Regions from separate parts of the Mus musculus genome. Here all the other regions are linked to region 4. The links are chromatin loops, found by intact Hi-C in ENCODE. Cell type or tissue: heart. All regions are shown on one strand. Each heading gives the region's core, and the rest is flanking DNA. Links, peaks and the distances in the headings are about the cores only. Region 1 has its middle 20 kb from the start of Gm31869. Region 2 has its middle 6.8 kb from the start of Myocos. Region 3 overlaps Tnfsf4 (tumor necrosis factor (ligand) superfamily, member 4). Region 4 overlaps 4930558K02Rik (RIKEN cDNA 4930558K02 gene). Region 5 holds the start of Eef1aknmt (EEF1A lysine and N-terminal methyltransferase).

What was found. Peaks named below come from ENCODE experiments on the same cell type or tissue, not always from the same donor. Only the 100,000 strongest peaks of a DNase experiment are listed, where the experiment ranks them.
Region 1: a loop joins it to region 4, with 8 times the contacts of the local background. A loop is called at or near these places in 38 of 42 quality-filtered maps.
Region 2: it touches region 4 in a loop (2.7-fold over the local background); 4 of 42 quality-filtered maps call a loop at or near these places.
Region 3: it touches region 4 in a loop (2.3-fold over the local background); 3 of 42 quality-filtered maps call a loop at or near these places.
Region 5: it touches region 4 in a loop (2.4-fold over the local background); 7 of 42 quality-filtered maps call a loop at or near these places.

Annotation. Positions count from the first base shown.
Region 1 is chr1:161,744,659-161,751,098 of GRCm38, reverse strand. It overlaps the pseudogene Gm5049. Among named protein-coding and RNA genes, the nearest start is that of Gm31869, 20 kb to the left of the region's middle. In heart, for the core only: a CTCF peak has its summit at 2,774 (motif pointing left); no DNase peak of the experiment used is centred there; H3K27me3 peaks cover 705 bases.
Region 2 is chr1:162,661,783-162,668,222 of GRCm38, reverse strand. It overlaps a transcript of Myocos not described here. Among named protein-coding and RNA genes, the nearest start is that of Myocos, 6.8 kb to the right of the region's middle. In heart, for the core only: a CTCF peak has its summit at 2,922 (motif pointing right); a DNase peak (open chromatin) is centred at 2,912; H3K4me3 peaks cover 1,131 bases; H3K27ac peaks cover 712 bases.
Region 3 is chr1:161,397,085-161,403,524 of GRCm38, reverse strand. The region is part of intron 1 of Tnfsf4 (tumor necrosis factor (ligand) superfamily, member 4); the gene reads right to left. Among named protein-coding and RNA genes, the nearest start is that of Tnfsf4, 4.9 kb to the right of the region's middle. In heart, for the core only: a CTCF peak has its summit at 3,205 (motif pointing left); a DNase peak (open chromatin) is centred at 3,224.
Region 4 is chr1:161,973,057-161,979,496 of GRCm38, reverse strand. 4930558K02Rik (RIKEN cDNA 4930558K02 gene) reads left to right here. Exons shown (of 7, transcript NM_001204904.1): 1 at 1-11. Pigc (phosphatidylinositol glycan anchor biosynthesis, class C) reads right to left here. Exons shown (of 2, transcript NM_001039045.1): 2 at 6,062-6,440. Among named protein-coding and RNA genes, the nearest start is that of 4930558K02Rik, 3.4 kb to the left of the region's middle. In heart, for the core only: a CTCF peak has its summit at 2,899 (motif pointing right); DNase peaks (open chromatin) are centred at 1,976, 2,486 and 2,956; H3K27ac peaks cover 1,315 bases.
Region 5 is chr1:162,546,358-162,552,797 of GRCm38, reverse strand. It overlaps Eef1aknmt (EEF1A lysine and N-terminal methyltransferase), which reads left to right and starts at 4,453. Exons shown (of 8, transcript NM_144877.1): 1 at 4,453-4,694; 2 at 6,271-6,440. The coding sequence starts at 4,542. In heart, for the core only: a CTCF peak has its summit at 2,768 (motif pointing left); a DNase peak (open chromatin) is centred at 4,227; H3K4me3 peaks cover 2,208 bases; H3K27ac peaks cover 1,254 bases.

The DNA.
Region 1 (6,440 bases), core at 688-5,687, 230 kb after region 4:
ATTCGTCCTCTTCTTTCCCATCATCCCTCCCTTCCTCTCTCATTAAATCGCATTGGTAGTTCCACTCAAGGGCACACTTGTTCAATGGATTTGGCTAAGTTAAACGGGAGCAGTGAGCAACTTGGGTATGGTGGAGGGTGGAGGATCTGTTTGAGCCTTTACCACGTGGACTTTGAGAGGAGAGGGAGTGGCTCTGAGTTGGCGCTGAGCAGGTGTTTTTTTTTGATGATGCAGTAGTCCCCGGATGATGGCCTCCTCGCCTTCTTGGCAAGCGTGTTGTAAACAGTGTCATTACAAGGTCATTGCCATTCTGTTTGCTTAGACTGCCTTGCTGGGCAATGTCAGTGACTAGACAATTATTTTCTGTGATGTCACCAGGGTTTCAGGAATGACTGCTGCTAAGCACAGCAGACAAGCACTAAAGTCACCTGACTCGATGTTGGGTTTTGAATTATCCTAATAGTTCACATCTGAAAACTAACAGAGCAGTTTATTCTCAGGAGCCCAAACCATTAGAGTACCATTTGGCAATTCCATGGATCTGTGGAGAAGGATGCTTAAGGGAGTTTCCATAGAAAGCAGGAGAAGTCCCAGGGGAAAGAGGTGATGCATCAACTCGCTAAAGCCAAAGGGAACTGGAAGCTTCCTGTTTTTGGAAAGATATGAAAGTAATCATTTGTGGTTTATAGTTTAGGTGTGAACCTGGCTATGCTGGTGCATGCCTGTACATTCCAGAGCCTGGGAGGTGGTGGCAGGAGAGATCCGAGTGAGAAACAAACAGCAGCAGCAACAACAACAGAAAAACCACTTTGGGATCAGATTTTTCTGGGACAAACCTTATTTTTACGATTGCTCTGACTTAAGAAATTTTCTAAACATTGATTTATTTTCATGTTAGCATATATATGTGTGTGTGTGTGTGTGTGTGTGTGTATAAAATCAGTCAAGATATCTTAGGACTCTCAGTAATGGAAACTTTAACTCCAGCTAGCTTAAAGAAAAAGTCAGCAGAATTCTGAACTACACTGAGTGAGCTTCAGGCCTTGTCTGATCCAGAATTTCCAAGGCCTCCAGTTTTTGGTTTGTTTGTTTTCTCTGGCTACACATCCTTGTTTTGGCTCTGTCATGGGGTTGCCTGGCCCCAGAGCAGTAACAGCGGTCCTGGACTGTATATCCTGACAGGTAGGGGTCTTTTCCTTCTGGTAGGAGGGAGAAGGGTCTTGTGATGACTAATTTTGTCACTTCAGCAGGATCTAGAATGACCCAGGAGACAAACCTCTGGGCATGTCTATGAGAAAGTACCTAGTTTGGGTTAGTTGAGATGGTAAGTAAGAGCTCTCTCTAAATGTTTGACGCCCTGCCCCCAATACCCTGGACTGGGGTCTGGGACTGAATACAAAATGGAACAAGAACTAAGCATGAACGTTCACTTTTATCTGGTTCCCATAAATAATATATGGCCAGCTGCCTCCTACTGCTACTTCCTGGCCTTTCTCCCAAAGACCCTCAAACTATGAGCTAAGCAAATCTTCCTTTCCTTAGGCTGTCCTTGTCAGGTGTTTTGACACAGCGGGGCATAAAGCAGTTAATACATGTGTTTCCTCTAAGAAGCCCTCAGCAAACTCATCTTTGTGTCTCAGGTCCCGATTTTGCTGTGAATCCAATTCCGAGGGCTCATCCAGCTCCTAGTCCTGGGAGTGGAGGTAAATTCACACAGACCTCCTGGCTAAGGGCTTAGTCATCAGCAGCCATCACCCAAGCCCTCGGGGTTAACATAAGGGGCTTAGCAGCGAGTGAGCCTGACTATATCAACAGTTATCTCTGTGACCTGAAGACACAGGACTCAGCACCTACCTTCTCTTAACCTTTCACCTGGAATGCCTCTACCACACCCACAGAACCAGATCCTGGCCCCAGCCCGGTACTGGATTGCTCTGGGTGATTAAATCTAGTCTTTTTCTCTCTGCTCACCAGAAGAGAACTCTGGATGAAATGGGAGCTGAAGTGTCCTTTTTGAGATCAAGTGGCTTTTTTTCTCTTTAGGCTCCCCAGGAAGCTTCGCATAAAATAGGTCATTTAATAGCGGAAGGTTTTGAAGCCAGGCAGATTTGGATTTCAGTTGTAGATCTATTTGTGGGGAAGTTGAGCTGTGCCTGGGCACTTTTGCATTGCAAAGAAATAAGTGGTGCATAATATGTACTATGTAAATATCCAGGGTGACTTAAATGACCGCAGCATAGCGCGGGTGAGGCACATGCTGAGGTGTAGGTGGCAGACAAAACAGAAGGGGGAATTGTATGAGTGATTTAATTTCTCCTGTTCGATGTCTTATAATTTGGTGTCTTATTTTTTCTTAGTTTAATAAGGAGGATATGTGTGCATGCCTTATGATGAGGAATCTCAGGGAGCAGGTCCTCCCCCTGCCCCCACCAAGCTGGTGGAGCTCAGCCTTTAGGTGGTTGTTAAAAACAGGTAAATAAGCAACCAACGTTGCTTAGATCCATCCACCCATCGAAGCATCTCTCTCTCTCTCTCTCATCTATCTATCTATCATCTATCTATCTATCTATCTATCTATCTATCTATCTATCTATCTATCTATCTATCTATCCATCTACCATACCCATCCATCCACTCATGGATCCATTCGCTCACCTGCCAACTGTCTACTCACCCGCCCATCTAGCCATCCATCACCTCGATCTCTTTTCTTCGGTTTCCTTTTTTCCTCTCCAACCCTGAATGCTCCTCTGGCTCACTGATGCTACCTAGTGGCAATTGTAGGCATTACTCAGGCTCAGTCTTTGGCGGATACCAGACCAGTTTCAAGGGTTGAGATCCCGCTTCAGGAATGGAGACTCAGAGCTGGAGGAGTTCGAGAGGAACCTGTACTGATAGCCAGTGGTTGATTTTCCTGACACTAGGAAGCTCGGTGAGAGAACCAGATTTGATTCCTGGGGCTGGAAATTTTGTAAAAGGATAATCAGTCATACCACAACACACATTGTGGGTCTGACAATCTGAGGGGAGAAGAGGTGAAGAGCAGGGATTGCTGAGCAGGTAGGTGTGACTGCCAAGTAGCTGAGCCCCCCATGTTGCTGTTGTTGAACAATTCGTTCTACCTCCCTGGCAGTGGCTGCGTGAGTTCCTCATTAGCCACCCCAATGCTCTGGATTCTCAAATGAAAGACACCCACAGACACACAGACACAGACACAGACACACACACAGACACACACACAGACACACACAGACACACACAGACACACACACACACACACCTTTTTATTTAATTTAATTAATTTATTTTGACATTGCAAAATCACTGTTTGCTCAGAAGAACTCTCAAACATCAAGGCACAAAGAACGAAGTCTCCTTGGATGATGAACAGGGTTGGTGACCTGCCTGAGGTCTGAGGCAGAGTCCCTGAGGACAGCCTGGGTGGCATTGGGAGGAGTACTGCTCCAGGAAGTTCAGGTGAAAGACCTTATGGAGCAGGGTCTTCAGTTTCTCCACGGGAGGGAGAATTGTCATTCTGAAGTGGTAAGTGCCTTCTCGCTGTCCAAAGCCACTGCCAGGCACAACACAGATGCCAGTCTCCTCCAAGAGTTTCATGTAGTAAACCAAGTCTGGAGCCATTTTATGGGACTGAGCCGCCTCCACGGCCTTGGCAGGGATGAGAATCCGAGGAAACGCATACATGGCTCTTTGCAAGGGGTCGCACTGAATCCCTGGCACTTGGTTAAACAGATCTTCTGTCAGCTTTGCTTTTTTGGCCAGATTACCAAGGACGAATTCTTTTTCTCTGCTGAATTGCTCAAAGGACTCCTCTCCTGGTACTGGTGGATTCACAACAATGTCCATAGCGACCTGTCCAGACACGGGCGGACAGAGGCGAATGGAGAGTAGCTTCACCAGCTGGCCTTCGATCTCAGGGTGCAAACTGATCACCTCCATGTAGCCCCCTCTGTAGTCACACTTGCCCACGTAGCCCTTGGAGGTGGAGTGGAAGGAGGCGAGCTCCACATTGCTGGAGTACTCATGCCCCATCTATCTGGTAAAGCACTTTCTTAAACGAGTGGAATCTGCAGTCTGGAGAGCACACGTTGTCCTGGTATAGCTCATCAGCCAGGAGAAAAAGCTTCTCTTTTCAGGCAAAGCAAATCACATCTTCTCTGCACTTTCTGCTTTGTACCTGGCTCGTGGGGTTTCCAGGGTTGATAATGCAAGAGAACTTTAGGGCCACTTTAGTGATCTTTGGCTTGCCGCAATGCCCGCCGGAGCTCGTCCACATTTAAAGCCCAGCAGTTCTCATCCAGAATGTAGTTCACCTGAACCGCGTTGAGCTCGGAGATGACCGCAGAGTACAAGGGGTACTGTGGGATGGGAATCATCTCGCCTGTCCGTGACTTGCCAGCACCGGAGACCAGGAGCTTTAGGATCGTAGAAATACCGTCGCTAGCTCCAGTAGTCAGGTAAATGTTGTCTGGGTCTGCAGGCACACCATCTCTCCCGGTGATAAAGGCTGCCATATCCTCACAGGTACAGTTAAAGCCCTGGCTAGCACTGTAAAATCCCAAGCTGTTTCCACCACAAGCCTGCAGGATCCGCCCGGCTCCTTTCTTAGCATCTTCTGGGAAGCTGGGGCTGTTTAGCAGGTTTGGGAAAGTGCAGAGTGCCATCACCTGATGGAGGAAGGTGATTGGCTGCTGGCCCATAGCATGGGCATCCCCAATGTTGGCTCGGATTACCTCAGTGAGTGTTTTATTTTATTTTATTTTATTTTATTTTATTTTTTTGATACCCTGCTGCAGCTCTATCTCGATCTCACTGGCCTTGAGCACGATGGGTCCCCGCACGCACGGCGTACTCCACCACCTTCACCCGCGGGTTCATGGACTCCAGGGTGAGGATGTGGTCTCCAGGGCTGCGCTCAGGTCGCACCCTGAGCGCCCATGAGGCTTCAGCTGCAGCGCTGCTGTGACTATGGCCCCAGGGGCCTCGCTGCACCAGCAAGGCGGCCTGCTGCATTGTGAACCTGCAGAGGTTAGCCAGTCTGTAGTCCAACTCCTCAACAATGGTCAGCAGCAGCTGTGAATGGAAGACCAAGCGTCTAGCAGTTGCTCAGTCCCACAAGACAAGCAGGCAAAGAGTGAACCTTCTTTCTTCCAGTGTCCTTATGTAGGTCTCCAGCAGAAGGTGTGGCCCAGATTAAAGGTGTGTGCCACCACACCATAATCCCAGATGACCTTGAACTCGGAGTTCTCCCTGTCTTAATCTTCTGGAATTCATAGCCACTATGCCTCAAGATCTCCAGGCCAAGATCCAGGTCAGAAACTTGTATCTTCCAGCCTCCAGAGTAGGATCGCAGGTGAGCCTTCCAGATAGAGTTGACAACCAGAAATAGCCACTACACGGAGCAAGCTTGGGACAAGACTAGGTTGAGTGTGCAATTAGTGCAAAAGTAAGCTGGAGAGATGGCTCAGCGCTTAAGAGCGCTCAGTGCTCTTCCAGAGGTCACGTGTTCATTTCCCAGCAACCACATGGTGGCTCACAACCATCTGTAACAGGATCTGATGCCCTCTTCTGGTGTGTCTGAAGGCAGCTACAGAGTACTCATATAAAATAAAAATAAATAAATAAATAATAAATAAATAAATAAATAAAAAAGATTTCCTTTAAAAAAAAAAGGAAGAAAGAAATGTAAGCTAAACAGGCTGAGCCACAAACTTCTGCAAGGAGGACCTGGTGGAGGACACAGTGGAAGACATGATGGAGGGTGTGATGTAGCTGCTCCCCTTCCCTCTACCTCAGACTCCCCATCTGCAAAATAAATCCAGTTAAACGGTCTCCCTTTCCCTTGCTGTCTTGAACATTTTGTAATTCTGGGAGTTTTGAGGCAAAACAGCCCAGAGTTTTGCACGGTCACAACAAACACATTTGTCTTGTGAAGCTTGGGATAAGCAGACACTATTCAGTGTAGGGGAGAAGCAGTATAGGGGAGACAGAAGCAGGAAATCCGGGGTGGGGCAAGGGCGGGATGAGAATATTTGCACACAACCACTTGTGAGTCACCTAGCTTTAAGCATGTCACTGTCCTCATGTGTGAAATGGAGGCAGCAGCACCTACCATGAGCAACTGAGGAGAAAGTTCTGGTGGGACTTGGCAGAACTTGGACCCTGAAGTTGCACCAAGCCCTTGTTGATCTCTCCTCAAGGGACTCCCATACACTTTGATCAAACAAATCGATTACTCATGAACGAGGAGTGGGTCAGGGAGAAAGGAAGCCAAAGATAGCTCTGAGTGCTACTTTCTCTACTAAAGTCCTACTTTAGTAAACTAGTTTGACTCCTTAAGTCCCTGCAAAGAAGTTATTTTTGTGGTATAGGAGGCGGCTGCTGTTTCTCAAACATCTTCTCTTACAAGGAAAGAGATAGTG
Region 2 (6,440 bases), core at 633-5,632, 690 kb before region 4:
TCCAACCCATTTGAACAAATTACAAGGAGACAGTACATTTGTAAAGGGAAAAAGAAAAGGCAAAAATCATCCCTCCAGAAGTTCAAGATCTGAATCTAAATATTGAATGAGTGAAATGTCAACTCAAGAATTCAGCCTGATTTAGGAGCTGATCCATGACTACAACAAGGAGACAAGGAGTCAGTGGCTGTGGCCTAGAGAGATGTGAATGAGAAATATGTCAGATTTGGGGGGTGGGGGGGAGATTAATCATGGAAATGGAAGGCTCAGAAAATCAAGTTTAAAAGTCAGTGGATCTCCTGGCTGGGGTAGTGTATGCCTTTAATCCCAGCATTTCTGAGGCAGAGGCAAATGGATCAAAAGTCTAAGGCTGGCCTGTTCTACAAAGTTAGTTCTAGGACAGCCAGAGGTATACACAGAGAAACCCTGTCTCTAAAACAAAAACCCTCAATGGATCAAGTAGGAGAAGGACACGGGTAAAGTGTCATTGTGCTAGCAATAAAGGAAAATTATAACTGCAACTTTCAAGACCATGACTGAGAGAGATCAAGCCTGAGTCTTTGGTATAGAAGAAAAACGTATTCAGCGAAATAGTAGCAGAAAATCCCTCAAATCTAGGAAAAGATGAATACTAAGAGGCATTAAAACCCCAAATAGGGACCAATGAGATGGCTCAACAGTTAACACTGGCTACTCTTCCAGAGATCCTGAGTTCAATTCCCAGCAACCACATGGCGGCTTACAAACATCTATAAAGGGATAAGATGCCTTCTTCTGACATGTAGATATACATGCAGATAGAGCACTCTTACATTTAAAAGTATATATAGACTAGGGGGCTGGAGAGATGTCTCAGTGTTTAAGAGTACTGTCTGCTCTTTGAGAGGTCCTGAGTTCCCAGCAACCACATGGTGGCTCACAACCATCTGTAATGGGATCTTCTGGCATGCAGGCATATATGCAGATAGAGCCTCATATATAAAATAAAAAAATAAATAAAATCTTTTAAAAATAGACTAAAGAAATAGACTCTCCTTGTCACACAATTAAAATTCTGTTGTAGCTCTGATAATAGAATGCTGCAAAGAGAAGCAATAAGCTAAAAAGGCAAATTCACTAGAATTACATGAGTGGAAACCCTAAAAGTCAAGGACATGTAGAATAATTGATTTTAAGCTCTAAGAATAAATAGCTGACAAACTTATTCAACAAAGGTATCTTGGAGTCTTTAGAAAATAAGGAAATTCCAAGAGAAAGACAAATTAAAGCAGCCCTTGACACTAAAACAGCATACAGGAGAGGCACTTGCTGGAAACCTATGCACAGAGGAGGAATTCGCGCTCAGAAAGGAAAGATCTCATGAGAAGAATAGCCATAAGAATTAGAAAATAATCAAACAACAAATTGGTAAAGCCAGTATTTTAGTCAGGGTTCTTTAAATGAACAGAACTAAGAAAATGAATAAGTAAATATATATTCATGTATGTGGGATTTATTAGACTGGCTCACAGGGTGTGTCACCATGCAAAGGCTAAGAATTTCATAGGTGTTCAGCCTACAGGCAGGACATCTCAGCCATCCCAATCTGGCTTTGGAGTCCTGGAGGAGTTCTGAAGAGCTCCTGTCTTCAGTGTGTTCTGGAATCCTGAAGCTGGGTTTACTACTGGCAGCACCCACATAGACGAACTTGCCAGCGAGGATGGGGGCAAGCACAGTCTGGATGGACTCCATGACTTTAACAGGAAAACATGAAGTTGGGAGGTGGGTTGGGTCTGGGAGGAGATGGGGGGAGTAGTAGAGATGAATAGGATTTTTAAAAAATGTACATGTGTATGAAATTCTCAAAAAAATAATAAAAATGTTTTAACCAAGAGTTGATCTTTGAAATGGTGAACAATATTAGTAAACTCTTAACTAAATAAATAAAAGTCATCAATACAATTAAGAAATAAACATAAAAGACATCAGGATAAGAGGGGAGGAAAGGAGACTATTTAAAAGAGCTTCAGAAACCCACAGCAAGGAAGAAGGAGAAGAAAGGAGGAGGAGGAGGAGGAGGAGGAGAAGCTGCTGTTGTTGAAAACTTGAGAGAAACATGAGAGAGATGTACCAGAGAGAAGAAAGTGAACAGAACACAGCCCCAGCCAGCAGGCTCCCAGAATGCAGGAAGGGAACAGAAATCTCATTTAAAGGGTAAGCCGCTCAGCCTTGTGCAGTTCACCAGAGAGGCCATAGCTCTAAATCCTCCTCAAACACAGTTGCAGAGTGCTCTGACTGGCAGAATAATCAACAGTGGAAAGTTCTTGCTCCAAAGGCTGTGGCCAGGGGTCAGCTTGAAAGACAGCCTATTGCTTCGAATTGAGCTATCCTAAGGACTTGAGACCAGAGAACAGTCTGCGTGAGACAGCTCGGGAAACAGCTGGGGGTGAGGGGTGCTGGGCAATGACAAAGTGGGGAAGTAGAAGTCATAGGAAGTTAATCCATTTCTGCAAGCGCAATGTCTAGGTCCCACCCTCAGTGCCTGGGATAAGACCTCATCCACTGAGAAAACTGCAGACTGATCATCCAGAGCCTGACGTTAGCCCGTGGATCAGCAACTGGCGCCAGAGAACTCCGAAGCGGGTCATGTGACATCCTTAGGCACATCCCTCTAGAAGGGTTAATTCGTGCTTGGTGGGTTTTGAAACTACAAAGAAAAGTGTGTCCATCCATATTTTGGTACTGTAATTGTTTCTCACCCTCCCCCTCACCCTCCCCCTCCCCCTCCCCTCCCCCTCTCCTCCCTCTCCCTCTCCCTCTCCCTCTCCCAAACCCCCAGGTGAAATGTTAGCTACTGCTTGTGCCCTACAGAGGAAATCTACAGGAGGAAAGGGAGGCCCAGCCCAGACCATACGCTGCAAAGCTGTGTGACCAGCAGAGGTCAGTAGTACATAAAGAAGGGAAGCTACTAAGGGCGAAGCCTGTCGAGGCCTCTGTTGATTATGTGTTTACCCAATATAGGCGAACGACAGCATGAATACCAAATTCAACTGACCCTCTTCCCCGCCCCACCACCATCACCTTGAATACAGAAGTAATCCCGACGTTTCATCTGTTATTCTTTTTGTCCCTTGAGTTTAAGATTTATTTTTATTTCATGTGCATACAAGCTTGCCTGCATGTATGTATGTGAATATTGTGTCCGCCTGGTGCCCCAAGAGATCCTGGAACTGGAGTTACAAGCAGTGTGCGGCTTTATGGGTTCTGGGAACCAAACATTGATCCCCTGGCAAAAGCAGCAAGAGCTTTAATCACTGAACACCCCTCTCTCTGTCTCTGTCTCTCTGTCTGTCTGTCTCTGTCTGTGTCTGTCTGTCTCTCTCTCTCTCTCTCTCTCTCTCTCTGTGTGTGTGTGTGTGTGTGTGTGTGTGTGTGTGTGTGTGTGTGTGTGTGTGTGTTTGAGGAAGGATTTCTCTGTGTAGCCCTAGCTGTCCTGGAACTTGCTAAGTAGACTTGTGTGGCTTCCAACTCAAAGATCCACCTGCCTCTACCTCCTCAGAGCAGGGATTAAAAGTGTGCACTACCAACCTGGTGTGAACCGTCTCTTAAGCACCCTGTTATCATCATCATCATCGCCGCCACCGCCACCATAATATTTTAAAGACTCTTATGTTTTCTTTCTATTCATCTTTATACATTTGTCTACTCGTTAGTAGGCAAACGTTTAGTTGTTGTTGTTTGGGGGGGGGGCTTTTTGGCCTTCTGTTTTCACACTTTCCCTTTATGCTTTTAGTACTATTACAGTCTTGCCCCACTCTAGGCTTTTAAAACTTTGTGGGTTTTTCCCCCCTTCTTACATTCATGTAATTGGGGTTATGGACTTCTCTCATTATTGGGGATTTTACATTCTTTTTTGATGTCTTGAGCTTTTTCCTCTCCTTCAGAGCTTTCTGTTCTGTCTCTTCTCACATGTTTGCTTCATTTCTTTCCCCTCTCCCTGCCAGGCTCCTTTATGTTGTCCATGTGTGCTTCCATGTCATGTACACTTTGACGTTGTTGCTTTTGAAGCCAGTTGATTCCTCTATTCTGCTGCGGGAGGTTTACCCCTCAAGAGTAGAGCAGGCTACTCCGTAAGAAAAATACACAAAGAAAATTGGAGGGGATAACCAGACCAACAAGGAGGAGGAAGGGAAGGAGGGGAGAGAGGGAGAGAGAGGAGGAGGAGGAGGAGGAGGAGGAGGAGGAGGAGGAGGAGAAGAAGAAGAAGAAGAAGAAGAAGAAGAAGAACAAGAACAAGAACAAGAACAAGAACAAGAAGAACAAGAAGAACAAGAACAAGAAGAAGAACAAGAAGAAGAACAAGAAGAACAAGAACAAGAAGAACAAGAAGAAGAAGAACAAGAAGAAGAACAAGAGGAAGAAGAAGAAGAACAAGAAGAACAAGAAGAAGAAGAACAAGAAGAAGAACAAGAAGAACAAGAACAAGAAGAACAAGAACAAGAAGAACAAGAAGAACAAGAACAAGAAGAAGAGGAGGAGGAGGAGGAGGAGGAGGAGGAGGAAGGAAGGAAGGAAGGAAGGATGGATAGATAGATAGTGTGGCTGGAGAGATGATCCAATGGTTAAGAGCACTGACTGCTCTTCCAGAGGCCCTGAGTTCAATTCCCAGGAACCACAGAATGACTCACAACCACCTGTAATGAGATCTGATGCCCTCTTATGGAGTGTCTGAGGACAGCTACAGTGTAGTCATATATATATATGGGTACTGACATCTCCAATACACTGGGGTGTTCCACTCAAACTAGGCTTCACCAATAGCCTCTCATAGGCTCTCTTTATGGTGACAAGCCTCAAATCCTTTGCATGACCCCTTCAGTCCTGGGCCATCAACTACAGCTGAGGCTATACCTTCACCAGTGGCCTTCCATGACCTCTCAAAGTGCCAAGCCTCAGCTGTTCTTCATGACACCTTCATGCCTTCAAAACCAGTACCACCTGGGTGATTCGTACACATTACCAAGTCCAGCTGCACCACGAGGTACAACCTTGGCTATCTCTGGAACACAGCTTCTTTGTGCTCCCAGAAAACAATTCCCAGAAGATTTTACCTCGGTGATGCTGGCCTCTTCATAATCACTGCTAATTCCTTAGCTCCAGCTAACCAGCATCAATTGTCCCAGTAGTTCCTTCCATTCTTAACTCTAGAGCCAGAGCCACATGGCTGAAGCTGCCGAGTTCTGCTGCTTACAGGAACTAGAGCATGATCCCCTTGTACTATTACATTATCACTGGCTTTATGTTTTCCAAATCCTTCACTGCCTAAGCTTGGCTATCCTGGTTCTTGCCCTGTAGATTGACCTTGAATGCAGAGATCAGCATGCCTGTCTCCTGGGGATTAAAGGTGTGTACCACCATGCCTGAATCTAAATTCAGCTGGGTAGGATCTTGCCCCAAGGTCCCACTCCCTTAATCTGTTATTTCCTAGGACACAGGATTTTGCTCCATTTCACTTCCTGGTATGCCTTTAATACTCAGACCATATATTTTATATTTTGCCTTTCTAAGCTTGTTCAAACTTCTCCTTGTGAGATTTAACCAGAGAACAGTCTCTGCTGGGCTTTTTTTGAAACTTCCTTTGTCAATGCAATTAATGCAATTAATCCAAGTCTCTTCACCTTAGCCTCAGGCAGACTTTTCAGACAAGAGCAAAAAGTAGCCACATTCTTCACCAAAATACCACAAAAACAGTCTTTATGCCACATACTGAAATGCTTCTCCTTTGAAATCTCTTGGGCCAGGTCAACACAGTTCAAATTACTCCCATAAACAAAGTCTTCCATATTCCTACTAGGATGACCCATTAAGCCCCATTCAAAGCATTCCACTGAGTTCCAAATCCAAAGTCCAAAAATCCACATTCTTTCAAATAAAAGCATGGTCAGGCCCATCACAGCAATACCCCACTCCCAGTACCAACTTCTGTATTGGGTTTTACTGCTGTGAACAGACACCATGACCAAGGCAAGTCTTATAAAAAACAACATTTAATTGGGGCTGGCTTACAGGTTCAGAGGTTCAGTCCATTATCATCAAGGTGGGAGCATGGCAGTATCCAGGCAGGCATGGCACAGGCAGAACTGAGAGTTCTATGTCTTCATCCAAAGGCTGCTAGTGGAAGACTGACTTCCAGGCAACTAGGGTGAGGATCTTATGCCCACACCCTCAGTGACATACCCATTCCACCAGGTCACACCTATTCCAACAAGGCCACACCTCCAGATGATGCCACTCCCTGGTCCAAGGATATACAAACCATCACTATATATATATAAATATATATATATATATATATATATATATATATATATATATACACACACATATATCTTTTAAAAAATCTTTTAAAAAATGAATAGTAACCTTAAAGTGGATACAAACAAGCAGATGAATGAAGTCAG
Region 3 (6,440 bases), core at 886-5,885, 580 kb after region 4:
GACTGGTACCCTTCAAAAAAAAAAGAGAGGCTCCACAGAGAGGAGAAGGTTGCCATGTGATAATGGGGGCAGAGGCTGGCGTGAAACCAAAGAACATGAGGATTTTAAGGAACCACCCAAAATGAGAGGAATCAGGAAGGATTCTTGCCTAAAGCATCTGTGAGAGCATGACCTTTCCAGTACCTCTGGCCTTCAGAGCTGTGAGAATCAATTCCTGTTGTGTTAAGCCACCCAGATTGTGATAATTAGCTACAGATGGCAAACCACGGAACAATAGAATGTACTTGCAAGAAGTGTAGAAACACACAACATAGCATCTCATTAACTACTTGAATTGGTGTCTAATAGAACTGAAAAGACTTAAACAATTATATAGTCCAGTCTCCTTCCTGTTTAAAAAGAAAAAGAGGAGGAGAAAGAGGAGGACTGGAAAAATGGATGCAGATCAGCTTCTCTCTCTATCAGAGCATGTCAGGCAGGCAATGGTGTGTTTTCTGAAAGGATCCTGTAAGGTATTATGTAATTGTTAAAGCTGCATTAACCATGTTATGCACGTTTTGTGTACGTAGCTGTTAAGTCTTTCTTCTGTGACAGAGCATAAATCCTCCAATCTTTCTTCAAAGGCAAGTAATGTCAGATAGAAAAGTATAGTTTTAAATCAGCCAGGAGCATTCTTAAAAGTTCAGAGATCACGGACAAGTGTCACGGACAAGTGTCACAGAAAGAGGCAAGATTGGGATTTTGACCTTCATCCCAGCCCTGATCTCTCTGTGCAAACCTTGACAAGCCACTTGCTTCAGATTTCCCAAGCATTTAATAGCACAACCATATCATTTCTACCTACCTCCAAGGACACAGTAAAGAAGAAAAGCCAGCAGTAGGGGAAAAAATAGGCCAAATTGAGGGACATTGTCACAAGTGACAGCACTCAACACCCTCTCCCCGTGTCCACTCTGATCTCAAGAACTCTGATTTTCCCAGTCTTTATTGTACCTCACACGGTAATATCTTCAGGAGTCTTAGAATCTGCAAGCATGAAGTACCTAACACACAAATAATTCTGAATACCTTATTGCTAAACTGTAAGACACGTTTTGCAATTTATTTTACAGTGCTGAAGGGCATTATTTCCCTCCCATGCTGACTATATTGATGTTTCTTTTTCATTTATAATATTAACCTAAAATTTATAATATCAGGAACCTTGTCTGACTACTTATCCTGGATTCCAGGCTCATGTTGTTGCTGTCTGCAGGGAAGCCTAGCCTTCAGTGTACATCACTTAAACTTACCAGAGCCCTCAATTTCCCACCAACACAATGTTATACTTGGTAATGAGGGCTTTGATCCATAAGGCGTATTAAACAGTATGGAAATAATTAAAGTGGGGGGTCTCTATTTCTATATTTGTTAGTCCATGGAAAGACTTTAAAATGTTATCAAAGTCAAATAAATACATACAAATTAACCCACCTATGAGCCATTTCAGAATAAAGGCTCTCCTAAGAAGAAATCAGTGACTCGGGTTACATATGTTTCCAATAGTGTGAGTCGGAACCCATGCTTCTCATAGATATGATTTTCTGCTGTCTGACGGCCAAGTCTCTGGAGAAGTGGAAGATGTGACTAAAGGTCAATAGAAATAGCCTGTTCTGTGTATTTTAATCCTGTAACTTTAATAGTTTTAAAAATATTAACTTATTTGTTCATTTAAAGGAATGTGTCTGCCTGAGTTGTGTGCATGTGCCTACAGAGGCCAGAGGAAGGTGTCAGATCCCTTGAAACCTGAATTACAGTGACTGAGAGCCCACTTGATATGGGTGGGAACCAAATGAGGTCCTCAATATGGTGATAAGCACTCTTATCCACTAAGCCATCTCTCCAACCCTGAATTCTAGATTTTTTTCGAACCATTTTAACCAGACATTGAACCTAATAACACTTCATGACTTCATAAAGTCTCCCCTTCTGTCTTCTTTTATTCTCTACTATAGCATAAACAACTCTTAATTAGAAACCTGTGTTTTTAAAAAATTAGAAATAGAACTATTTTTAGGTGGATTATTTTAATTCCCAAATTTCCAATATAGAAATCAGGTCTATGAAGCCATAGACCTTACATATTATGCCTGCTGAGTTAAGAGGTATAGTTGATTGTCAGCATTGGTGCACACACACACACACACACACACACACAACAAAGTAAAAGTGATGCCTCTGTGTGGTTATGAAAATATGCCCATGAATAGCAATAATAACTTTAGCTTTTACAAAACTCAGTACTCACGTTTGTGAACCTCCCAAACAAGTTCCAACTTCAAAAATCCAACACACAGTGAATTTGCTCGGGAACACGAAGCTAATAGCCTAAGAACAGCTGGACTTCTGGTTCCTGGTTCCCTGTGTATTTGTACCTTAATGCCTGGCCCCAAAGTCTAAGATGATTTTCTGTATTTCTATATAATGAAGTATTTTCACTCCTTTATTTGAAAAGTATCAAAACCAGCCAAGCATGGGATGTTAGAGATTCCAATTTCACAGTAATTCTTCTGTTTATCTCACCAGTGACTATAGAGAGGGAAGCATGCTGTATGTTGTCATTGTGTTTTCACGTGTTAACTCATAACACTCCCCATGGCTCCTTTGACTCACATGATCACAAAGGATTAATGCTCATTTTCCAGGAACACAAAACCCATGAAGTGGGAAGAAAATGGCATGTTCTTGGACAGTGTAGGGCACAGAGGTAATTGTCACCAAAAGGAAAGGAATAATCAAGGCAGGGTTGCTAGCCCCTTGGCAAGACTGGGTCTGCTCAGTGCTAATAGCTGGGAGCAACACTCAACAGAGATAAATAGGGAGATCATATCCATAGGTCAGGTGTATATTTGTGTTTATATATATATTTGTATGTAATGTTTTTAAACATAATTCCATCCACAGTATGCTATCCTATCATAAAGACTCCAGTCAGAATATACATATACCTAAGTTTCATTTAGAAAATACCATTACTGTGTGAAGAAGATTAATATTGCCAAATAGTGCTCGTCCTCATCTGTGGAAATGAGCACTTGGTTCCCAATGAGAAATTGATTTCCTTTTAGATCAAAAGAGGTTACTAAATGAATTCAGTTAAGGAGAATGTGGGCAAGCTGCCTTGAGACATAAGAGGACGGTTAGTTTTACAGTGGTGCCCCCTAGCGCCAGGTGAAATTAGGTTGACTTCTGTACTGCCCATCTTTAGATCCCATGCAAAAACGGAAAATGTGGAGAAGCATCCTTGTTGGTAACTGCTGCCTTTGGCATAGAATAGAATAAATCAAGTTTCCCAGAATGGTTCACAAGATCTTTTGCCATTCGCGCCTGCCTAGATCTTCAGCTTCATCTCCTACCCCTACCCCCTTCTCTCTGAACGCTCAGTTTCAACCATGTTGGATGATTTGCTATTCTGCCTACCCATCCCCATCCCTCCTGTCTGTGGAGGGAATTCCACTCTCAACTTTAACATCAGCTGAATATCATATCTCTTCCATCAGCCCCTTGACTCTCCACGCATATGCTCAGACATCTTAACCCCTTCTCCCTCCGTTCCTCTTTCCACTGTCCCCTGAGAACCCCCACACATATCTGTCATCTTTTTGCCTCATCTCAATTCTTGACCATTAATTTAAAGAGTTTTTTTTAAAGAAACCTCCAGTGCAGTTTTTATTCTGAAGCTTCAAACAATACCCTATACAAAAGAAGCATTCAGGACTGATGTAAGGTTGCTTTAACTGATAAGATCGAGTGCAAAAGTCAAAATCACCCGGTTAATTAAGTAGGTAGGTGATCATGAGCAGTTTACCTACCATCTTTGGGTTTTTGTTTTCTCATAAAATACTGTAGCTGATATCTGCTCAGCAGCCTAGGGTCTCTGGAACATTTCATTCACATCCACCATCAGAGCCTCCAGATCCTTCACGATGAATTAGTCCAACAGTCCAAGTGTTCCTTTTTTAAATCTCAAAGACTTGCTCAGAGAAAGTAAATTCTACTCAAATTTGAAGTTATTTTATGTATATGATTGAATAATTAATAAAAAAGATGTGGTAGATCACATGTAGATGTTTAATTGTAAACCAAGATTCAAGGCAAATTTCTCTTTCTTTCTTTTGTCTGTCTGTCTGTCTGTTTGTTTTTTGAGACAGGGTTTCTCTGTGTAGCCCTGGCTGTCCTGGAACTCATTCTGTAGACCAGGCTGGCCTTGAACTCAGAAATTCACCTGCCTCTGCCTCCCGAGTGCTGGGATTAAACGCGTGCGCCACCACTGCCTGGCCAAATTCCTCTTTCCAGTATTTAACAATGACAACAACAACAAAAGTTGGAGTTTTATAATACAAAACATCACCAAGAGACTGAATTCTAACTCTTGACACAGACCACTTCTGCTTTTCCTAACAGAAACAAGAGACAAGAAGTTAGGGTTTGCTAAGGAAAAAGTCCTTAACTATACAAGGTCATGGTCAAGGTGACATGAAGCTTGGAAGACTTCGACAGCACGGGGACACACACATATAACTTACAGCTGGGGAGATAGCTCAGATGATAAAGTATTTGTGTAGAAAATATGATACCCTAAAATGAGCTCCCAGGACCCTCTTTAAGATGCCAGACATAAGAGTGTGTGCTTGGGACCCTGGTCCTGTGAAGGCAGAGACTGGGGGATCTCTGGGTCTCAATCACCAGACAGTCTAGCCTCATTGGTGCACCCTAGACCAACGAGCAATGTCATCTTAAAGAGAGGGTGATGCATTGCTGAGGATGACATTAGAGGTTGCTCTCAGGCCTCCACACACAATTGCAAATACACATGCAGCCATGTACACAAAAGCAAGTTCCTACACATAAACATATGCACACCCACAAACGCCACATTCAAAATAATAAAAACAAAGAGCTCCTTCTCACCTCCTAGACCAACTTCCCCTCTGCCTACTGCTTCCCAGTTAAAGTCCCAGGAAAGACTAGAAGCCTGGCACTTTACAGGGTACCCCAGGGTAATGTCTGATGCACATGAGGCGGCAGCAGCAGCAGCAGCAGAATTCCATTTTATAATTCGAACCAGTGATATTCTAAAGTGTTTGTGTCTTTCCTCGTTCTTTTTCTTTAAGATTTATTTATTTTATGTATATGAGTGCACACTGTAGCTGTCTTTAGACACTCAAGAAGAGGGCATCAGATCCCATTACAGATGGTTGTGAGCCACCATGTGGTTGCTGGGAATTGAACTCAGGACCTCTGGAAGAGCAGTCAGTGCTCCTAACTGCTGAGCCATCTCTCCAGCCCCGTCTCTTCCTCATTCTAAGCAAGCTACTTCATGAACTACAAGGAGAACAAATTAGGTATTCAAAGAATACTCATGAAAATATGATTCTTCCAGGCCAGTCTTAAGAGCCAAGAAATCTGCACCTATAGGCACAAAAATCTGCTAACGTACATTTCTGTTCCTTCACACACACACACCCCCAAGCCTGTTCTTTTAGATGGCATGCTCATTAGCTAATGAGCAGAAAGAGCTGTCCATTTCCTACAACCCATCCCCTGTTACTGATGAGAAAACCAAGTCCCAAAGAAACACATAAACTGCAGAAGATGTGGGTACAGGCTGTCTTTGGGTGGGGGAGTGGGGGAGGGGCAAACTGCAAAAACAAAGCTGTTTCTCCCGTATGTCAATAAAATCTAACTCGGTCATTATTGTTGCTACGTAAACTTCAAAGGAAAATGTGACTGCCTGGTAGAGTTTAGAAGCTGGAACCTTGAATGTAGGAAATCAAGGCTAAAAAAGTAAAGCAAAGAAATAAGGAGAAAGGAAAGTAATGAGATTCTCTTCAAAATAGTTTCCCTACAAAAGAAAAACCTCGCTGGGTATAGGCCTTATAAGCATGGCAGTTCACTTCCCCTGACACCTCACTTCAACATATGTCTCCCAGGACAGGTCTCCTTGCATCAACCTCACCACCTGGTCCACCCCCAACCATAACGCCAAACATTCATGTTTTAAAGGTTACCAGTTCCTTTGTCAAAGAAAGTGTCTTCCTCCTTCTGGTCTTGTCTCTATCCATTCAATTTGACCAAGTTCCAGGGAAAAAATACATACTGCCTATTATCGACCCCCCTTAATACGTCAGATTAAATATACTCGTCCATTGCACTGCCCAGGTCTGAGAACAATGTAAAACTTTGACTTAGACAAGCTCCCAAATCTTCTCTATCAAGAGCAACCAGGTTGCTTATTTCATGAGGAATCAGTGTCCAATTCATATCTCCTGCTTTTGATTCCATTTCGAGCCAAGACCACAGAAAACAAATTCCCTCATAGACTGCTCTTACCTCAAAGACCTGAGTGCCTTTGGCTTTGGCTTTACTTCCCACATCTGCCGCAGTTTCTGGATGACTTG
Region 4 (6,440 bases), core at 875-5,874:
GAGAGCTAAAGGTAGGAAAAATTAGAACTTCTAATAGCAATAGTTCTTCTGGAGTTTCACCACTAAATAAATGTATGTCAACCTCTGGAAACATATATGCAAACACAAAAAGGATTTCAGTCCAAGCTTGGGTGAACCCATTGCTCTGGGCCTGAGTTGAGGCAGGATAGCATTAAACTATGCTAAGGCTTGTTAATGTGTCTATACTGTTAATAGTATGTAGGTGTTTCATAAGATACACTTCCTCAGCTAACTCATTAATTCTTTATTCCAACTTTCATCTTCCAATGTGGAGGCCAGGAGGCAAAGAGAAGGAACAGGTAGCAGCATATGTCTTTCCATGGCATGTCCCACGATTCCCTCCCTCCTACTATTCATCGCCTTCTAATAAGGCCATCAATTATGAACCTATCAAGGATTAGCTCAAGGTCCAATTACTTCTTCAGATTCCAGCTGACATCCAGGCATGGGATCCCCACATGAGCCTGCAGGGACACTTCTTGTTCAAACCATAACAAAGACTAGGAGGAAAACACTGCTATGTGTGTACAGACTAGGACATTTTAATGAGTGTTATAGACCCCAAGGCTCACTCCTTCTTTTCATGGCCTGAAAATAATATTGTCCTTGCCAATATGTATCTTATAACTCAACAAATAAGGATGATAGAAATAAGGATGGATGCTTGCCCAACTATAAATCCAGTTTTTAGATGAACCACACAGGGAGTTAAGATTGCTAAAAAACAGAGGCTAGGAGAGATGCTGTGTAAACATGACCACCATACTTCCAGTCCTCACAACCCAGGTAAAAAAAAAAAAGGCCAGAATCCCAGCACGAAGGAACCAGCAACAGCAATACCTCTGGATCTTGCAGGCCAGCCAGGCCAGCCAACGAGTAATCTCTAGATCGGTGAGAACCCTGCTTTAAAAGAAGGTGAGAGCCAAAAAGTGGTGGTGGCACATACCTTTAATCCCAGTGCTCAGGAAGCAGAGGAGGAGAATCTCTGAGTTCCAGGCCAGCCTGGTCTACAGAAAACCAAAACCAAAAATAAAATAAAAATGTGTGAGAGAGAAAAAGACAGCCAACATTGAGCCTTGGCCTCATACACGTGCAGCACACACACACACAGATGACTGAAAAGCAAACCAATTCTGCACTCCCTGTATTTTAACTGGAGTCTCTGTGTGGGGAAACCACCATGAACTTAGACCATTGCCCCATGAAATGCACCCAGCACCGGAAGGGCACAACCAGCTGCCTTCACACCATCCAATACACCTGCTGTTCTCACAGATGCTGAAGCCTAACACTGGAAGCCTCTGTTATGTTTCAATATCATCAATACCTTAAGATCAAACAAAAGCTAAGGCAATCAACAGGTGGCCGGCTACTGTTGGGGTAAAACCCCGCGCTGCCACTTCCATACTGTTTTTAATCAGGTTTCAGGGTACTTTAGAACAGATGCAGTTTTCAGACTCCAATAGCAACTTCAATGAAACTCATGCCTGTCAGCCATGAACAAATGCAAGGAAGTCATCATTGAGCCTTTGAAATGTGAAAGACAGACACCAAGAAGACGCCGAGGAGGGTCTGCCCCCGCACGTTTTTTTAAAAGTACCATTTTGAACTGCTGTACACTGCTGAAAGCTAATCTTTCAGGCTCTCGGGCTCAGTATTTTCTCCTGCCTGAACACCGTAGAAAGCAAGAGAGAGCAAGTTCGAGCCAAGAGACAGTTTCTTCGGTCTGCCTTTTTTTTTTTTTTTTTCTCTTTTAAACATAAAAAGAGTATTTTCAGCTATGTACACAAAGGCTGCCTGAAGCCTCAAGGATCTGTTTATTTGGTAATTTTAAAAAGAGTGGGAGGCCCACAGAGTTCTCACTCACCAGTCCAAATGTAACTTGGGCCCAGCACGAGGCCACAGGCCATCCCAGGGTGGCGAGCAGTTAGCCAGCAAGCTTGGGAAAGCAGAAACAGCTTTTAAGTGGCCCCAAGAGACTATGTCTTTTTCAGCACTGGGGAAATCAGGACTAGTATGGACAAAGAAAACCTCGGGGCAGAAAACCCCAGGCTGCTCCTGGATGCTCCGTGAAGCAAGGTGCCCACTGCTTTTCTAAGGCCCATCCTTTCTTACCTCTCCATGGGGAGGGAGGGGGGGAGAGGTTGGGAGTTGGGGGAGAAAGAGCCGAGCCAGGCCTGGGAAGGGCGCTGTGCACATGCTAGGCAGTTGGGAAACCGCTGCTTCGTGGCTTTAACTTTCGGCAATCCTCGGTTCACACACAAATACACGTGGGAGGAAAGAGGCGCTCTCATTTGATTGGTAACTGCTGCCGTTTCCCAAAGGAAACCAACATTGATGACACCTGAGATTTGAGGACCGAAAAAGAAGCCAAAAACCCTGGCCCGGCCTAAACATATCCCAGCAGACCTTCTTCTGCGGGTTCCAATGTGCCACTCCCTGCCCGCCCAGCTTGCCTACGCCCTCCCTATGGTAGAAGGAATGTGTTTCCCAGTCAGTCTTTAGCCCTTGAAGCAACTCAGCTGTCAGAAAGGCAGAGCGTTGGCCGAACCTGTCAACCCTGCCACAGAAAATTGCCTGCCTCCATTCTGCTCCTCTGTCTACTAAACTGTAAGCTGGAAACAACCTCCCTGACAGGGCTGCTATGAGAATAAAATAATGTATACTCCTGCTGATGCAAGCATCATGACTGGAACACACAACACACCGTGTGCCTCTAAGATGTGGATATTGTTCTCAATCAAGCCCCCGTTTACTATTTGCTTCCTGCATTTACGGAGACCTCAGATGTACTTGATTCACAAGTCAGGAAGCATTTCAACCCACAAATACTATTGCAAAAAGGAATAACTGTAACTTCCACAAGAGGGCACTGTGCCCCAAGCCTACTTGAAGGATTTGAAATACTCATAACTGTGTGACTGATGCCCTCTGCTGACCTGTTTACTTTTCTTGTCCTTGGGCCTTTCTTTGGCTTGGAAGGTGTAAATGATGTCTTCATGTGCGTCCTCACGCACTCTCAGCGTGGACTTTGAAACCCAGAGCTGCCCAAAAGCTTTCTGAGAAGTCCACAGTACTTACGGACTCATCCAAAGCAGCAGACACAAGCACACTTTCTGCAGGGAGTCCTCATGCCGCTACAGACACACCTGTGTCTAGCTCTCTGCTTGGGGTAACAGCCCAGGATTAGCAGTCTTTTGTCATCCCTGCAGCCCTGCCCCTCCCTGATCCTCTCCACCCAAACGCCAAAGCTGACACCTTAGTTTTTCATGGCTGGAAGGAAAAAAAAAAAAAAAATTCCCTATGATGATCAGGCTGAAGGAGGAACAACTTCCCCTGAACTCGGTTTCAGAGGGTGCAGCCGGAGGCTGGTTGGCTCTTTGGGGTGAAGCAGTGCGCCATGGCAGGGAGCCCATGGAGAAACAACACTGCTCATTTCAAGTCGCTGGGAAACAAAGAGCAGCAGGCCCAGGCCTTCAAAGGCAGACTCTCAGAGACTCCACTTCCTTCCACACCTTTAGTTCCCCAAAGGTTCTAGCACTGCCCTAAAAGATCAGGCATGTGAGTCTTTGACTGACAGGTAAGATCCAAACTATACCAGCTACCAACTCTATCTGGGCAAATAGACAAAACTGCTTCCTCCTCCTCCTCCTCCTCTTCCTCCTCCTCCTCCTCCTCTTCCTCCTCCTCCTCTCTTCCCTCCCTCCTTCTCCTCCCCTCCCTCCCCTTTTTCCTCCTCTCCTCCCTCCTCCCTCTTCTTCCTCCTCCTCCCCTTCCTCCTCCCCTCCCTTCTCTTCCTCCTCCCCCTCCTCCCTCCTCCCCTCTCCTCCCTCCTACCTCTTCTTCCTCCTCCCCTCCCTCCTCCCTCCCTCCTCTTCTCCCTCCTCCTCCCCTCCTCCTCCTCTTCCTCCTATCTTTGCTCTCACACCACCCCTCTCCAACCTTCCCTTTAATGTAGAACAAATGACAAGCAGAGCTCAAGGAGAGAAGCAAAATAGCAGAAGGGCAGTGGCTTTTTATGTAAACAAATATTTGACAGGTTGAGACATAATTAACAATACTATTGAACTTTTTTCCCCTGGTGTTTCCTCCCGAAAACAATATTTACTTTAGAAATCTGAGTTGTTAATATACTGCCCACACCATTTCTGTGTGCTCTAAAGTTGAGACTGGCTAGAGAACTGAATTGAAGTGACAAACAGTGGTCTCAGCAACTGCTGGAGCACGTCAGATGAATCTTTTCCTCTTTGTGAATTCTGACCAGTCACAAGCCAATGAGGCATAGGCGAGTCTTATCATCCAAGTAGCAACTTAGGTAAGGGCTCAGAATTTCTCAGTATTGAAAAATAAAATGTGACTTTTGGTTTCATTCTCCCTACACATTTTTAGAATCCATTTACATTGCTGGCCTATTAGATTTTTTTTCCCCGGAAAAAATGCAAAAATTCCAGGAAAATTATATTTTCATATGGTCCAGACTTAGCCTGGTGCTGCTTCGGCATTTTGTCTTCTGTAAGACATAATCTAACGAACACGTGGACAGTTGCTTTTACCCTCTGACTTTTTTTTTCAGAGTTTGAGAAAGGTTTGCTAATTCCCCTACTAGTGAACTCTATAGTAATGTAGACCTTTAGTAATATATAGGCCATGGTCACATGTCCTGAATGTTCCTTCTGGACTGAGTTCCAGTGTCTACTCCAATTTTTAGAAGGCTGCTTCCTGTCCCTTTGATTTCTATCATTTGGGTTATTCAATTTGTCATTCTGTCACCTATTTTTAATTCCTCTATTGCCTAGTTGTGAGGCAACTAAACTGAAAAAAAAAAACCACAACCAAACAAAAAATAATAGCAAATACAACACCCTGCTCTCTTCTGCTTAGACTTTCGAGGCAGCAGGCTCTGAGCAGTGTGTGGGGCTCACCCTCTGCACAAATGTAAACCTACCCCATTAGGATTATCTGTTCCACTCCCTGCACGCATTAGTTAATTCATGTGGAGTTAATAAACACACAAGTCCACTCATGCTAGAATAACTGCAGCTTTCCTGTTTTCCTACTTCCTCTTCTTTTCTCTACATCAGTGGTCCTCGGCCCTCCTGACGCTGCCACTCTTTAATACACTTCCTCCTCTGTTTGTGGTGAGCCCCCAACCATAAATTTGTGTGCCGCTACTTCATAACTGTAACCTTTGCTACTGTTTGTGAATGGGAATGTAAATATCTGATATGCAGCATTCCTGATGTGTGACCCCTGTGAAAAGGTCATTCGGCACCGAAGGGGTCATGGCCTACAGGTTGAGAACCGCTGCTCTACATGGGGTTAGCAAATTCCCTGGAAATCACTATCAAACCCGTTTGTTCCCCTGCCTACTGCCAGACTCTCCATCCAGACCCTCACTTTTCTCCAGAATTGCCACAGGCACTCTCCATGCTCAGCCTCAAAACTGCTGCCAGTCTTTAGACTTCACTTGTATATAAGGCTCTGTAATACTAACATACAGTGGCTTAGCTTATCTCTTTAAAGTCCCTGAGATTGCCATTAAGGGCAGGATCCTGTACTACAAAGCACTCAGCTCTCTGAGACCTATAATCCCCTTACCCCAAGCTTCTGTTCATCACCAGGATGCTTTAGGTCCCTGTGGACCGAACAATGGATCCACTCTGGATCCTGCTTGTGGTACTTTCTCTCCTTCAGCCCCCTTAGTATCCAAACACACTGCTGTATCTTCCCCCTCAAACTCAAGAGCATCTTACAACTCCCCATCCCCCACCACTTCCACACTGACCTTCTAGAACCACAAATACGATTGAGTACTGGGTGACTCCAGACAAAAGTGATAGAAAAGAGCTGGAGATGACAGCAGTCATAGTCATTTGCCCCACAACTCTTACGAGTGGCTCAACCTTTTGGAAAATTCTGCTCACTGGCAATGAGTTTCCTAAAGTCGACAACTGGAAACCCATTCAGATAAGGCAATGTATTAAACCGTGAAAAAATAAAAACAAACCCCACAGCTTTTCTTTTCTTTTTTTTTTTTTTTACAATACCTTTTTACATCCAACTGCCATCCGTTGATGTGAACGATGAATAATTCGTGCCAATTTGGAGACACAATGTGTACAATCCATCACAGGCAATGCCTGGATGCTTTGGGCTCCATGGGGCAGTTCTTTGTCTTTTCCCCCCCAAACCAAGTGCCCGTGGGTTTGAGAAAGCAGGGTAAGTGATCTTGGGGGACAATAACCCACTTTTTTTTTAATCATGAAACAATCTTCATCAATAACAGTAAACATAAAAAAATGGCATTAGTTGAAATTCCTCGTCAAGATTTTTATGAGAAACCAGAAAAATAAAAAGGATTACTTCACAGTATAGTAATATGCTATACTACTACCCGCTTGTTAGTTCTAATTTGAGAC
Region 5 (6,440 bases), core at 723-5,722, 570 kb before region 4:
CAGATTCTTGACTGCTCTGAAGAAAAGAATTCCAAGACAAGTTGGAATGAGCGTGTTTTGTGCATTTATTATGCATAAGTGATAGATAGTGCACAATTTAGATTTAAGTTCTTGTTTTTAGAAAGAGATACCTAAGAAAAGGACAAAATATATCCACATGTGGGTGTGGCCTTCTTAAAGAGTACCACTCAGGCGTCTTTACAATGGCTACATAATGTGACTTTATGGCGTCATTTCATTGCTCAGAGGATATTATTTACAACAAGGACTAACAATTAAGCAAAGCTTTAGAATTATGTAAAGAAATATGGGCTAGTTTGTTTATTTTCCCCATGTTATTTTTTTAAATAAATGAAATTGTTAAAGTAGCTTTCTATGGAATATTGTTTGAGCTTAGAGAGAGGAGCGCAGGCATGGTTAGACCCAAGGGTTAAGCAACCAGGCCCTGTGTAATCAGGCCCTGTGTAAGCAGTTTGTTGTTTGCCACATGGTTGTTTGGCATTTTAAAAAAATACTTGTTTGATATATTTTTAGGAAAACTAGCACAATCTCTGTAGGTAATTCTGGACTTTTCAGCTGTGTTAAGGTTGTTGTTGTTGTTTTGTGTTGACTTTCAGCTAGTGGGAAACAGAAGTATGTTCTAAGGGGGGGGGGCTTCTTTTATTTCTAGTGTCCCCTTAATTTGTCCTGCCTTTCTATCCTGTCTCACACCATATCCATTTTCACTCATGACTCAATTACATTTTAAAGTAGTGGTTTACAAGGGGCAAGCCTTCAAGGATCTGACAGTAGCTCAGAGGTAACATCCGTAAAGCCTCACGTGGCAACTTGTTAGAAACAGACCTCTGGGTCTCACCACTGAACTAAAACATCAAAACTTTGGTGGTGGTGGTGGGGAGTGGGGGCTGGAGAGATGGCTCAGTGGTTAAGAGCACTGACTGCTCTTCCAGAGGTCCTAAGTTCAATTCCCAGCAAGCATATTGTGGCTCACAACCATCTATAAGGGGATCCAATGCCTTCTTCCGGTGAGTTTGAAGACAGTGACAGTATACTCATTTAAAATAAAACTTTGCTAGGGGTTGAGGGTGGGGCAATTCATCTGTGATGGTTTGTATATCTTTGATACAGTGATTGGCACTATTAGGTGTGACCCTGTTGGAGTAGGTATGTCTCTGTGGGTGTGGGATTTAAGATCCTCATCCGAGCTGCTTGGAAGCCAGTATTCTGCTAGCAGCCTTCAGATGAAGATGTAGAACTCTCAGCTCTGCCTGCACCATGCCTGCCTAGATGCTGCCATGTCCTCACCTTGATGATACTGGACTGAATCTCTGAACCTGTAAACGAGCCCCAATTAAATGTTGTTCTTTATAAGACTTGCATTGGTCAAGGTATCTGTTCACAGCAGTAAAAACCTAACTAAGACATCATCAATCTACTGAGATCCACAACTAGACAATGTGCAGAGACAGAGATTTTGGACACTGAGGTAGTTCGAACAGGAATGGCTCTCCTAGACATGTGTGCACTTGGAGCAATTCTTGATCCAAGGGGAGTGCACTATTAGGAGGTGAGTCTTTGTTGGAGTAGATGAGGCCTTGTTGGAGGAAGTGTGCCACTTTGTGGGTGGGCTTTGAGGTCTCATATACCCTAGCTATGCCCAGTATGACACACAGTCTCCTTTTGTTGCCTTCAGATCAAGATGTAGAACTCTCTGTTACATCTCCAGCACCATGTCTGCCTGTATATTTCCATGTTTCCTGCCATGATGATAAAGGATGAAACCTGTAAACTGTAAGCCAGCCCCAATTAAATATTTCTCTTTATAAGAGTTGCTGTAGTCATGGTGTCTCTTCATAGAAAATCCTAACTAACACAGACACTGAGTCCTAAATAGGATGCCTTCATCAAACCCTTCCCCTCTGTGGTCAGGGAGCTAGGCAGAAGAGAAGACAGACAGAATCTAAGGGCAGACCCCTCTTAGATGGATGATTCTAAGGAACCAGTGTCTTCCAGACATAATACAACTGATGCACATGTGAGTGACCTCCCAGAGATGGTGGCAGCATGCACAGAGCCTGCACAGGTCCAAGCCACAGGGGAGCCAACCCTGAATGGGGAAGTGGGCACTGGCATTAGTACCTAACAAGAAGTTACTTGTATTTGATAGCAGCTTGCAAATGAAAAGTTAAATTTCATTTCACACTTAAGGTTAGGCCCCATGCCCAGCAATAGATGGCTAACACAAAACAGACTCAAGGGTATTTTTGTAGACTTTTTAGTCTCATATTGCTTAGTTTGGACATGTTAGCCTTACTGGTCTTTTGCCTGTATATTATGGTTTTTAATCTTGTGGGTTTTTTTTTTTTTTTTTGGTAGAAGTAATTTTTTTAAAGAATTTATTTATTGATTGTATGTATATGAGTACACTGTCGCTGTCTTCAGATACACCAGAAGAGGGCATCGGATCCCATTAGAGATGGTTGTGAGCCACCACGTGGTTGCTGGGAATTGAACTCAGGACCTCTGGAAGAGCAGTGAATGTTCTTAACCGCTCAGCCATCTCTCCAGCCCTAATCTTGTGTTTTGATGGGTAGTTTTTCTGTTTTTTTTCTTCATTCATTTATTTATTTTTTTAATTCTGTGTGTTTTGGGCTGGAGAGATGGCTCAGAGGTTAAAAGCACTGGGTGCTCTTCCAGAGGTTCTAAGTGTTCAATTGCCAACAACCACATGGTGGCTCATAACCATTTATAATGAGATCTGGTGCCCTCTTCTGGCATGTAGGCATACATGCAGGCAAAACACTAATATTTTATTGTTTATTATTATTAGTTGTAGTGGTAGGTTTTTTGTTTTTTTTTTTTGTTTGTTTGTTTGTTTTGTTTTTTGTTTTTTGACACATGGTTTTTCTGTGTAATAAGCCCTGGCTGTCCTGGACTCGCTTTGTAGACCAGACTGACCTCGAACTTAAGAGATCCACCTGCTTCTGTTTCCCAAGTGCTGGTATTAAAGGCATGGCACCACACCTGGCATAAATAAATAAGTCTTAAAAAAATACTGTGTGTTTTATTTAGAGAGAAAGGTCACGGAGTTGAGGAGGTGGGGAAGAGCTGAGACAAGTCGGGAAAGAAGAAACCACTACCAGATTATATCATATGAAACTTTTTAAAAATAAAAACAAGTCCAATAGACGATTCTGTAATGTTTGAAGATGACTTTAAAACTTATGTCTACTCTAACTGTTCCGTGTCTGTGCTAGCACTGTGTGTATAGGCTGTGAAAAAGAATCTCTGGAAAGGAGCTGTGTCCTCAAAGGCTCATTGATTTCAACGTCAATGATGTGAAGCCGTTGAAAGGTTGCATGCAGTTCCAGAGCCAAATTTTCCTAGAACATCTTCCGGTCCTTTAGTAGTTATTTAGTACTTGGCAACATCTTTTGTGACCCTTAGGTAAGACCTTTGGAAAGTATGAAGAGACCTCTAGGTTTTCTTGTGGTTGCAATCATCTTACAATATACTCACCAATGTATTTGTAAGTGTCCCGTTTTACTACTTTCTGTGTTGTTACTATAAAAGTTCATGCAATTGCTACCTCATGGGAACATGGTATTTGAGGAAGCTAAATCTGTGTTCCTGGGCTATGGCCAGTCATATCTGGGCTCCATCTCTTATTCCTTTAACGCGAGAGCTGTTTCTTTCATCGTCTCTTCAAAACAGCTCTTCACTAGGAACTTCCTTGGGATATTTTCATAAAACGATCATTTAAAAGGATGGTATTGTTCATCAGACACATAAACTATGTCTTTACAACTGTCATCAGAATGACAATTTAAGGACTCCAATGATAAAATGAGCATCTTCATAATGAATGGTTACTGTGTTTTGAGAGGCAGGGAAGGGAGGCACTTCGGTTAAGTCTCCTGATATTCACCGTTGTTACTGTATTAATAGCAGGGCTCTGTATTTTGGAGTAGAAAAAGCAGTCATTTTCCTCTGAATTGACCAAGAACGGTGGCAAAGTGATTCCGGGAAGAGGAGATGAGCTCACATTTTCCTGAGGAAGGGGTTTCTAGCTGAGACTCCTGCTCCTGCGCAGGTCAGCTCCCGTTGCCCCTCGCGCTCTCAGCTGGGGATAGAGCGCAGCTCACAGAGGCTGCGCGCGCAGCCCCGCCCGGTTCCACGAAGCAAGCCTCTTCTGCCCGGAGTCCCGCAGGAAGTCCCGCCCGCTCCGCCTGCCCAATCACGAGACCTCTTACCCGGATATGGTTTCTAGGTTCTGAGTGTAGCTGCGGGAGTGTGTGGCTGCTGCACGTGGGGCGCGGACCGAGGGTGAAGAAAAACAAGGGGGGCGGCAGCGGCGCGTGGCCAGCTCAGTGGTTCGTCCGCGCGTCTGCTGCACAGGGCCCGGTTCGGTTGGGTTTTGCGTGCAGAACAAATCTATGGTGCCTGTAGTGGCTAAGATTCCCGCCGCTGCTGCCTCCCGGTGCTTCCCGGGGTGATCTGTCACCAGGAGCAGTGTCGAAGACGCCGCTCACGGTGGGAACATGAATCTCCTACCTAAAAGCTCCAAGGAGTTTGGCTCTGCCGACTACTGGGAGAAGTTCTTCCAGCAGCGAGGGAAGACAGCTTTCGAGTGGTATGGGACCTATCTGGAGCTGTGCGAGGTGCTGCACAAATACATAAAGCCCAAGGAAAAGGTATGGCGTGCAGCCAGTCCCTTGTGGGGACTGAAGATAGCAATCCTAAGTTTAGGAGGCAGGAGGCAGGCAGGCGTGGGGACCCCACTCAGATCTATCATTTTAGGATTCTGCCCAGCATCTTGGCTAAGTGGCAACCTTAAAGATAGCCATTTAAAAGTAAAGATTTTCAGTTAAAACTTCATCCTTAACCCGTTTTGGAATAGTGGCTTCGTCAGTAGACTGAAAGGGTGTTGTGTCACTGTGCACACGTGTGGAATAGGTAGCGTCGTGGGACTTTATTGGTGTATATGTTTATTAAGTCACTGCCGAGTGCTCATCAAATTTCAGGCTTTGTGCCCAGCCCTCAAGCTACAGGAGCAGGAAGCCACAAACACAAGTTAAATTCCAAGTTAAATAGGTGTGGACGAGTTGGAGCTTCGGTAGGGAAGGAGACTTAAGGTCTGCTATGCTCGGGCCTTTTATCTCAACAAATTCAGGCGGGTAGTTGTGCACTTATTTTTTTCAAGTGACTGTTGGAGGCCATGCATGTAGTAGGTGGTCAAATAGAGATTTAAAAGCAGGTCTGTCTGGCTCCAGGGCATATCACTTCTCATGGAACTATGCTTTGCCCTCTAGAGACGGTGACAACAGAATTTTTGAAAGATGAATGGAGGAATGTGCCACAAAGAGAAACAACAATTCGTATTTTTAAGTTTGGCTTCAAGTAGTAAATAGCATGAGATAGACTCTGGGATGGGAGCAGGCTCCAAATCCTCACAAACTAGTTTGTTGTCTGAGGAAATAGGAAGTATGAGCAGTTAGAAACAGTTCTGTCACTCAGCCTATATTTTTAACGGTTTAAAAAAACAAAAACAAAAATGAGGATGCAACTGGTGTTTTGGATTTTGTAACTTCCTACAAACTTCAAGACAAAGATTTCCTTATTTTATTATGTAGATGTGTGTTTGCCTGCCTGAGTTTCTGTGCATCATGTGAGTACAGGAAGTTTGTGGAGGCCAGAAGAGGCTACCAAATTCTCTGGAAATGGAGTTATAGGCTGTGCTAAGAACTGAACTTGGGTCCTTTGCAAGAGCAATAGTTCTAACCTACTGAACCGTCCCTCAGGCTGCACACAAGTTTTGAATAGCGCACATCACACAGCCTGTTCTCACATGACCTTTATTGTGGCATAATACTGTTTGGATTAGTGATTTTCTCCCACGTGTGTCTAGCTTTTGACATTGTAAGAAGAGGTTGTCATCTACAAGGCCTGAGAACCATGCAATCAAGTAATAGAAAAAAAAATTATCAATGCCCCCCTCCCAAAAAAAAAAAAACCCACAATATTTTAAGAATATTTACAGTTTGGTTTTGCAGGCATGACTATGCTAGACCGTGGATTGTGCACACCTGCATTGCTAGTTTCAAGATGGTGTCTAGAGTTAACTTGAGTGCTTCTTTCTACTCAGAATAGTGTCTCTGCCCCTGGAGAATATGAAGTAGCCAAAGTCTACTAATCTCTAGTCTTTGAGGTATCTGAAGCGGATTTCTTGACTTTGGTCACTTTCATTTTGTCTTTGTTTCTTCCCTCCAGGTGCTTGTGATCGGATGTGGCAACTCAGAGCTCAGTGAACAACTCTATGATGTGGGCTATCAGGATATCGTGAACATCGACATCAGCGAGGTTGTCATCAAGCAGATGAAGGAACGCAATGGCAGCCGACGGCCCCACATGAGTTTCCTGAAGATGGACATGACCCAGCT